2 separate regions of the Homo sapiens genome follow, and region 2 is linked to region 1. A link is a loop called in an ENCODE intact Hi-C map of the cell type or tissue named here. Cell type or tissue: PC-3. All regions are shown on one strand. Each heading gives the region's core, and the rest is flanking DNA. Links, peaks and the distances in the headings are about the cores only. Region 1 has its middle 210 kb from the start of LINC01912. Region 2 has its middle 180 kb from the start of LINC01903.

What was found. A loop is a pair of places that touch in the nucleus more often than their neighbours do. Peaks named below come from ENCODE experiments on the same cell type or tissue, not always from the same donor. Only the 100,000 strongest peaks of a DNase experiment are listed, where the experiment ranks them.
Region 2: a loop joins it to region 1, with 4 times the contacts of the local background. A loop is called at or near these places in 1 of 110 quality-filtered maps.

The regions. Positions count from the first base shown.
Region 1 is chr18:68,051,961-68,057,356 of GRCh38, reverse strand. No RefSeq gene overlaps it. Among named protein-coding and RNA genes, the nearest start is that of LINC01912, 210 kb to the left of the region's middle. In PC-3, for the core only: no CTCF peak of the experiment used is centred there; no DNase peak of the experiment used is centred there; H3K27ac peaks cover 422 bases.
Region 2 is chr18:67,991,832-67,997,227 of GRCh38, reverse strand. No RefSeq gene overlaps it. Among named protein-coding and RNA genes, the nearest start is that of LINC01903, 180 kb to the right of the region's middle. In PC-3, for the core only: no CTCF peak of the experiment used is centred there; no DNase peak of the experiment used is centred there.

The DNA.
Region 1 (5,396 bases), core at 172-5,171:
TCTCTGCAACAGTTGCTTTTGTCTTTATAAATTACAAAAAAAAATATATAGAGAACACCTGTAGAGAGCCAATGGTGACCAAGGAAAGATAAAAATATAGTCGTGCCCACGAGTTAGTAAGGGGCAGGATCTCAGGCTCCAGCAGACAGGGTGAGAATCAAAGAGACACTCTTCAGCTAATTCACAAATCCATCGTGTCAAATACTTACCATTTTTGTGGTGACAGTAGTTGAAATTTACTCTCAGCTACTTTGAATTGTGTAATACATTCCTATTTACTACATTCACCATGTAGTGCAATATATCTCAAAGGAAAAAAAAAACTTGATTTCTCCTAATTGAGGCTTCATCCCTTTAGATGACTGTGTTCGTAAATCATAACATCATTTTTTACCCCATAAACATATACAACTATAATGTGTCAATTTACAATTAAAAATGAAAATTGAAGAAATAAAAATTTAAAAAAACTAAAAATTTAAAAAGACATTATTGAATTTAGTTACAGGGGAAATATGAAGGAAAAATGGTGCCCAGAGATACAATAAAAGAGATCTTGAAATTTACCCTTATTTACAAAATCAAAATTTGAACTATCTGCTGGTTAAAAAGTCACTGAACAGTTGAAGCCGGGCAAACTGTGGAAACTGTGGTTTCTGTAGCATGATTTTATAGATGTTAATGAAGAGGACCCATTGTTGTGGAAAGAAGGGCAGGAGATGGGAGACTGCGGAAGCCGACTAAAATAAGATTTGTCTCCTCGGTGTTCCTCTCTCTATACAAAGGACGTTCTACCATATTCAAATAAATGACAGCAGATTTTTACTGATTTTGAGGACTATAGAGCTCAATTTTCCCTCTTTTGAGATTTTCTTGTTATCTCAAATTAACTTAATCTTCGAATCTCATTTTTTAAAAAAGTATTTATATATGAATGTATATGCCTTGTTATTCTTTGCTTTTTGACATTCCAGAAAAATATATTTGTAAAATGATGAGTATACAGATGAAATAAATAGAAATGACAAAGGATTAAGTAAAAAAAATACTGCTACTATATGATATTTATTACTTTTATTGCCAACATTTAGATTATTATTATCTATACTTAATATAAAATGTTGCCTTACACCTGAATCAAAATATTAGACTCTATTTATTTCATCTCTTCTCAGAATTTATGTTGAATGCAGATTTATGCTCAAATTAGTACCAGACTCTGAGATTTTTGGAAATTCAACAGATTTTTGGCAGCAAAATTGTTAGTATTTCTGGTTAGCATTATCAACAAAATTGTTAGATTTTTCTTTGCCCTCTCCCACTGCCTTCTTAAGACTCTTGGCAATACTATTATTATTTTTTGTGGACAATTTTATTATTGTCCCAGTCTCTTGTTCTACAATCTTCTAGGTCTTTGGGAAAATCGGGTTCCTTCTGGGAATCCAATGATATAAATGTCGGATCTCTTCATTATTTCTCGCAGGTCTCTAGAGCGGGTCTCTAGAGCTTTATCCATTTCTTTTTCATTCTCTTTTCTCTCTTTTGTTCACATTGGGTAGAGTCTTCTGATCTATCTTCAAGTTTACTGCTCCATTCTGTCATCTCCACTCTTCTGTGGTGCCCATTCAAAAAGTCGGCTGCTGCCATTATTGTATTTGTGAGTTCTACCATCTCCATTAGGTTCTTTCTCCTAACTTCTATTTCTGTGTTAAAATTTTTGATATTTTCATTATTTTTATAATTATTTTATGAAAATATCTTTAATTTTTTTAGATAATTTCAATGTCGGATTGATCTCAGCATCAGTGTCAGTTGACTGTTTCTCTCATTCAAGTTGTAATTTTATTGGTTCTTCATGCAACAGGTGGCTTTCCATTGTGTTCTGCACATTGTGTCTGTTATGTTAGGAGACTCATAGATAAGGCCTTATTTTAGTAACACTGTTTAGTTTTCTTTAGCCAATAACACTGTTTAGTTTTGGCATGAAGGTCCTGACCTACTCTTCTGGGCTATATCTCCAGTCACGGTTTAACTCTTATAGACTTTGTATTTTTGGTCTGCATGATTTATCTTATGCCACCTGGGCTCCCTCTGCTTCCTCCTGGTGATGCTGGAGGGGGAAGGAGGAAGGTCAGACCACCTGTTGCCCATCGGTATGTGAAGACAGTCTCTGGTTGGTGGAGATAAAATGTGCTTCCCAAGTCAGTTTCTTGTGGTGGTGGGATTCCTCTAGCCATTGCTACCTGCTGCTGCCCCATATCTCCGTGCTAGAGGGGGAAGATCTCAGGCCCAGAGCAAGGAAGAGGCTTCCAGCTCTAAGCACTTCCAGTGACAGGATCCTCAGACTGCTCAGCCACATAGTTTTCCTGAATGGGAGAGAGAGGCCTCAGACTCTGTGTTTATGAAGAACACCTGCCAGACTAGATGGTATTGTGCTGGGAGTCCCTTGACAGTGTCCTCTGCCTGCTATGCTATGCCCTTGATGGGAGTGTGGGGGACTTGGGGTCTCAGCCCTGGTGGAGAAGTGGTGCTTTCCCTGGCAGATGGCTGCCACATACTACTCATTGGCTTCTCTTGCCAGTTCTTCCAGACTCACCTGGTGGTGATGGCAAGATTCCTATTCAATCAGGAAAAGAATGAGCCTGCCTAGGCAGCGTTTTTTTTTTTTTTTTTTTTTTTTTTGCCTGGTTGGAATTTGAGAAATACTGGGACTTGGTCTGTTGGGGAGGGAGCATTTGTAAGACAACCAACTGATGCCATGTGTTCCCAAAATAGTTCACCTCTTTGTTCTCAACTTTCAGTTATCTTTTATTGTCTCTTGTATTACTTCCAGGGTATACAGGCATGATTAGTGGAGAGGAGTAGAGAGAGAGAGACGAGTCTACGCTATTTTGTCAAGACCAAAAGAGCTATCTTTTTACAAGATTTAGAATGTATCAGTGGACATTTTAGGCAGCCTATTAGCTCCTTTCATAAAATCATGCCGGAATCCCCTAGGAAAAAAGTGAAAATAGCATTCCATAGATGGAAGGACAGGAAAATTTCAAAGATTTAATTCTTTAACCACGAGTTTCAATATTTTTCTCTGAGCATGTCACTAAATCTAATGCTACATCCCAAATAGACGGTGGTGTTAAACCCGTACATCAGCTTTCTAATCAAAGCAGCACAAGAAATTCTCTTTTAATTTCCTGTAGCCCTGCTGTGTCTAACCAAATACCATTATATGGTTTGGCTCTGTCCTCACCTAAATCTTGTCTTGAACTGTAGTCCCCATATTTTCCATGTGTCATGGGAGGGACCTAGTGGGAGGTAATTGAATCATGAGGGTGGGTCTTTCCTGTGCTGTTCTAATGATAGTAAATAAGCCTCACAAGATCTGATGGTTTTACAAAGGGGAGTTCCCCTGCACAAGCTCTCTTGCCTGCTGCCATGTATGATGTGACTTCGCTCCTCATTCACCTTCTGCTATGACTGTGAGGCTTCCCCAGCAATGTAAAACTATGAGTCCAACAACCTCTTTCCTTTATAAATTACCCAAACTTGGGTATGTCTTTATTAGCAGCATGAGAACCAACTGATACACACCGTAACAGCTATGGATAACAGAAAGGAATAGAAATAAAAGAGGAATTTATAACTAAGTATTTGGTAAGTAAGTTCTTGAAGCTCCTGGGACACAATCCCTTTTTATGAGTAGGCTGCTTCCTAACAGTTGTAAGAATCCACTTGATTTATCCTTTAATCTACCATGTTTAAACAGCAACTATCTTTCCCACATACTTGGGGTTATTATAGTGAAATATTTATAAATCTTAGCATTTACGTCCTTCTTGAGCAATAATGTACATAAATGAAGTAACCAAAGAACAGGTCATCTTTGTTTGACTTAATGATTTTTATGTGTAAACACCAATGTAAATAACACTTAGATCAAGACAAAGACAGCACTACATAATGTTTCTATGTCAATTTTTCTATATTCATTCGCACAAAAATAATGTTTATTCTGACTTTAACAGAAGACTTACAAATTCATATAAATAGAATCATGGTGTACACTATTTCAAGTCAAGCTTCTTTCACAAAATTTGATCTCTCACAGATACTTCATCCTGTTGCTCATATCAATAATTCTTTTTATCTGTATGATTGTCCATTGTAAGAATATATAATTATTTCTGTATCAATAATACATTAGATGGCCATTTGCATTGCTTTCTGTTTTTGACTATGATGACCCATGAATTTACTTACAAGAGGTGAGAACATAATCAAATGAGTCTCTGAAACTCAATAACGAATAGTTCAAAGGTTTATTCTATAATGTATATGTATCAAGCAGAACATTGTACTGGTGACCGATGCCATGGGAGGACTCCAACTACATGGACAATAGCAAAGATCATCATTATGCCAACCACCAGGAAGAGAAGTTAAACACTTCTGCCCCTGTATCTTGGTATCAGAGTCCCCAAGGAAAACACAACAGGGTCAAGCACTGGGAGAACAATGATTTTACTCATTGCTATGATCTGAATTTTTCTGTTCCCGCAAAGTTTATGTGTTGAAACCTAATCGCCAATGTGATAGCATTGTGGGATGGGTCCCTGGGGAGGATCATGAGGCAGAGCCCTCCTTATAGTGGCTGTGTGGGCTTTCTTATATCTTGATAAGAAAGTGGTCCAGGCCCAAGGCCCATTCTTATTAGGTCAAGCATGAAGTGCAAAAAAACGGTGCACATAAGGTTGCCTTTCCTAACGGTATACACACACAAAAAATTGCACACAGTGCCTGGAAAATAATATACCTTCAACAATTACCAAACTTTTTTCTTCATTTTCCCCTTTGTAAGGTTTTTAAAACAAACAAAGAACATCAGTATTACTTGTTTTTTGTTGTTCCAAGAATAGCTTATTTTTGTCATACCAAAAAAAAAAAAAAAATCCCTTCCATGTCCATTTGAGGAATATACAATCTGCAGAAACTGTTGCACTCAAAATCAAACTATTTATTACAAAGCGAAACATAGTCTAACCATATGATCCAGAAATTACAATCACCACTTTCATTTCCAAATAAAATAAAAGCAAACCTGCATGTAACTGTATCTAGAAGCTTTATTCATAATCACCAATACTGGAAGCAAACATGATATTCTTCAATGGGCAAATGGATAAACAAATTGATACAGTTATACAGTGCCATATTATTTAGTGATTCAAGAAATTATCTATCAAGCCACAAGAAAATATAAGGGCATCATAAATGCATAGAGCAAAGTTAATAATCCAAAAAAAAACAAGATGTTTGTGATTCCAACTATATGACATTCTGGAAAAGGCAAAACCGTAGATAACAGTAAAAAGGTCAGTGCATGCTAAGGGTTTAAGAGG
Region 2 (5,396 bases), core at 259-5,258, 60 kb after region 1:
TATCTATTTTTTTCAATAAAACCCTAGATGGTAAATGTTGCCACCCCTACTTCATAATGCAAGAAACTAAAGCTTAGAGAACATAAATATTTTGTCCAAGTTCTCATAGCCACTAAATGGGAGAAGGCAGATTTAAATCTAGAGCTCTGTAGTGTTATACATGACATTTTGAATCTCTATACTGAATTGGCTCTTAAAGAAATCCTGACTTATCTATTTATAAGTTAAATGTGAATTTGAAGTTCTTGTATTAAATTTAAATTCTGTCACCATCTTTGAAAGTAGCATACTTCAATGAATACCCACAAGACAATTTTGTTGAAAGTATTAGACATAAAAGTACTCAACCACAGAGACACTTTTACTTTGAGATAGTTGACAACATTTGGTAGCACTTAGAATGTATTAAAAAGGAAAAAAATAATGATATAGTCTGTTTCAATAGGTCCTGATTCAGTGGATTTATTTTAGTTTACTAATGCAGCTCTTTCTCTAATAAATTCAGACACTTTTAGAGACAAGATGCAAAAAATGGTGATCAGCACTATGGTAGTTGGTTTAATGTGACAGGTTGCCTAGGCTATGGTGCCCAGTTGTTGGTGGAGCACCAGTATAGATGTTGCTGTGAAGCTGCTTCTGAGGAGTGTTTAATATTTAAATCAGCAGACTTTGATTGAGCTAAGCAGATTATCCTCCGTAATTTGGATGGGCCTTATCCATACAGCTGAAAGCCTTAACCCAGCAAAGACTGAGATTTCCTGAACAGAAGGAATTCTCAGGACTGAATCATAGAAACCCTGCTTGAAGTGCCAGCTTGCAACCCAAGATTGCATCTTAAACTCTTACCTGAGTTTCCTGCCTACCAGCCTGTCCTACAGTGTTCAGACCTGCCAGCACCTACACTAGCATGAGCTTAAGTAGATTTAAAAAAAAAAAATCTTTCTCTCTTTCTATCTCTCCACTTATGCATGCATAATGACGTTTCAGTCAATGAGGAACTGTGTGTATTATAATACTGTATTTTTACTGTATCTTTTCTACATTAAGATATGTTTAGATACATGAATACTTTAATACTCACCACTATATTTTCAGTGCTTACAGTATTCAGTGCAGTAACATGCTGTACAGCTTTGTAAGCTAGGAGCAGTAGGTGAGACTACGTAGCAGAAGTGTGTAGTAGGATGTACTATCTAGTTTTGTGTACATACACTCTACGATTTTGGGACAACCACAAAATCACCTAATGATTCATTTCTCAGAAAGAGTTCCTGCTGTTAAGTGGCACATGACTGCGGATACATATGCACATAATTGTTTCTGTAGAGAAACATGACTAACACAGTAATACAATTTCATAAAGACACAGTGCAAAGTTTTGGATTAATAATTCTAATATATTAAAATATTTTCAAAATCAAAATGTCTCTGGCCATAATATTAGTTGTTTAAATGTTTGCATTGTTTTCTTTTTCTTCCAGCTCTCCATCCCTTTATAGCTTGTTTGTCCTTTTCACTTTATTTGTATCTTAGCTTCCTTGCTTATCGGTACCTCCACCGGAAGTGAACAGAATGTGCGACAGGAGTGGACAAATCCGTGTTCTTTAGGTTGTTACTAATAACACCTATTTTATGTGTAGAAATCCAGGATTCAAATTGAAAGACTGGTGAACTTAGAATTATTTCTGGTTCCCCTGTTTCCCCTCATTATTTCTGTACTTTTTCCTGTCTACATGAGGTAAGGAGCTTCTTGCAGTTTAAAAATGACTTCTTATTTTCCTATCCTGGCTGTAGATCTATAATTAATCATAATATTTCATGAGTTTTTGAAGACTTGGGAGAACTAGGAAGTTTGAATGGAGAAGGTACATATTCAATTACGAGGTGAAAAGCTAGCTTTTGGTCTTTATTTTTGTCCAAGCAGAAATAAACTGGTTAATCAAAGACTTCTGGCGTTCGTCTTCTAAAATGCCGTTCTTTGGGGGCAGAAATACGTATGTTATTGTTTAAAACACTTAGAGGAATAACAGACTTATGATAACTAATTTAAGGGCTGAAGATTTAAGGCACCATTTCAGTAGGGGTTTGTCAGATCTGTCACCAAGACTTTACTTTTTCTTTCTCTTCCCTTTTAATAGAGCTAGTAAATCGAAACCTTTTGTAGGTCCATACCTTTTGCCATGTCTCCGATATTTCTTTTTTATATTGAACATGAAAGTAATGAATACAAAATTCTCTGTCCTTGAGGTTATTTAGAGTTGAACTTTTGACTTTTTCCCATCATGAATCTCTGAATCTTTTTAGACCAAAAAAGGCTTCAGCCCTTGAAGCAATGAAGCCTCAGAAGTGAACCCCCCTCAGAAAATGGTGGCCCCTCAGCCCTCGGCTGCTGTGAGCTTCTTCAAGATCCCATATAATTATTCAGGGCCATTGACTCACCTTCTCCAAGTGCTGATGCTGCCTCTTCTCTCATATTTCTGATATGATATTTCTGATGAAGCCGCAAAGCTGAATGAGAGTTCACAGAATGTGGACACCTATCAGAGAGTTCTTTAGGAATCCATCTTCCCTAATTATGTCAGCTCACTATAACTTACAGAGTACATTGCAATAAGGGGATATAGAATTGATATGTATTTCATATTTCTTCACATTGCTGGCTGAAACCAGCCATAAATGTCACATTATTTTTTAGGTGGCACTGCAATAAAATAAAAAATAATGATAAAACTTCTCACATATGCCATTTTATCTTTGTTGCTAATACATTTTCTACTTAGTCATCATATGTCACCATCAATTACAAAATTACTGTTTAATGAATACAAGGACAGTTATGGCACACACTACTTATATATAAGCACTATTTGACCAGAAAAACCATTTTATTGCTGGATATGCCAGTTGCTTATCAATCCTCAATGTCACTGAATATCAGTGTGTTTTTATGCTTATATCCTGTGTGTATATATATATGATATAAACATAAAAATATATATTTATAAATTTAATTATATATAATTTATATTATATAATTATATATAATATATATGAATATTTATATATTATATGATAATACTTAATTTATATAGTTATGTACTATATAATAATATATATGATATAATATTACCTGCCAGTAAATTCCTAAAAATTGCTCACAGATCTCTCAAGACTAATATGCTCTAAATGCAACTAATAATATCTAATGATATTTTCCCCAATCTCTTCATTTTTCTCGTTTTTCTTTTGTTTTTTCAAATAATGATACTCTGTCCTACTTATTAATCAAGACACTAACAGAAGAGTCAACATCAATTCCTCCATCTCCCTAAGTCCTTCTCCCTATTCAATATCTAATGATCATTTTATTGCATTGTTTAAATATTTGCACAATGTTTCCTTTTCTCCTTGTCTCCATCCATATGTAGCTTGTTTTTCTTTTTCACTTTATTTCTATCTTACCTTCCTTACTCACCAGTACTTCCATTGGAAGTGAACTGAATGTTTGATGAAACTGGACAAATCTATGTTCTTAAGATTGTTACTGATAACATATATGTGTGTATGTGTGTGTGTGTCTCCATATATATACCTATAAATGTGTATATATACAGATAAATGGTAATTGCAATAAAAATTTTATAAATACATATATTTAAGTATATCTTGTTGAATATTTTATATATATAAAATAAGTTATATATAATAAATATATGTATATAATATATAATATAAATACATACATATATAATATTCTACAAGATATACCTAAATCTGGAATATATCTCTCACATAATAAAGAATTATAAAGGTAGGAAGTTCATCGCTGGTGTGTAAGTGCCACAAAGTTGATAGGGACCCCATTTCTAATGCTTCCACTGAGCCCAACACTTTGATTCTTCTGGTCTAAGATGGTTGCTTAAACTCTTTGCACAGTTATTCCATCTAGCAAACATAATATGGTTTGGCTGTGTCTCACCCAAATCTCATCTTGAATTCCCACGTGTTGTGGGAGGGACCCAGTGGGAGGTAATTGAATCATGGGGCCAGATCTTTCCCGTGCTGTTCTGGTGATAGTAAGTCTCACAAGATCTGACTGTTGTCATAAGAGGGAGTTTTTCCTGCCCAAGCTCTCTTTTTGCTTGCTGCCATCCATGTAAGACATATCTCACTCCTCCTTGCCTTCTACCATGATTGTGAGACTTCCCCAGCCACGTGGAACTGTAAGTCCAGTTAAACTTCTTTCGTTTGTAAATTGCCCAGTTTGGGGTATGTCTTTATCAGCAGTTTGGAAACAAACTTACACATAACATTAAGGTATTTGGGTCAAAGAAGAAACTTTCTCTACCTTAAAAGAGATTGAAATACTTGCAAATATATTCACAAAAATATTACAATTCACTGTCAGGAACTTAATCATGTAGATTGTATTAGTCTGTTCTCACACTGCTAATAAAGACATACCTGAGAATGAGTAACTTATAAAGAAAAGAGGTTTGATTGACTCACAGTTCTGCATGGCTTGGGAGGCCTCAGGAAAATTAAAATCAAGGTGGAAGAAGATGCAAGCATGTCCTTCTTCACATAGTGGCAGGTAGGAGAAATGCAGAACAAAAGGAGAAAAGTCCCTTATAAAACCATCAGATCTTGTTAGAACTCACTCACTATCACGAGAACAACATGGAGGTAGCTGCCCCCGTGATTCAATTATTTCCTACCAAGTCCCTCCCATGACACTTGGGGATTATGGGAACTACAATTCAAGATAAGATTTGGGTGCAGACATAGCCAAACCTCATCAGGATAAACCTAGTGCCACGGCATAATATCATCTCTTTCAGCTAGCTAGCAATTAGTTCAGTGTTAACGCTATCTTTTTAATAAAAGAAAAAAAAAAGCAACAAATCTTCTCCACTAATCTTTTCAATGTTTTACCTTACTTTTTTTAAAAATAAATGAAACTAGCTTTCATAGCTTAAAAATATTTCCAAGATAAGGACTTTGTCTATCTTTCCAATATCATTTTTTTTGCCATGCATCTCTCTCTTTTTGTGACAGATATGGAGATCTTTGCAGATACTTTTCCCAATGCCAAAAATTATTCCACCCCCAACTTTTCTTTCAACAGAACATGCCCGAGTTTAAATCTATTTAAATGTAGAAATACAGATAAATGATAATTGCAATAAAAATTCATTTAAGTTGGCAGACGGAGGAAGGCAGGAAGGGTAGCTTAGCAAGAGTGATATTTAACATGTTTAACACTAACGGCAAAAGTGCCAGTCTTTGGGAGAGGAAGCACCAGTCAACCTCAACAGATACTGCCTGAAACAACCAGAATGTCATTTTATCGCTGTGTGTACCAGGTGTTTATCAATCCTGAATATCAGTGTATG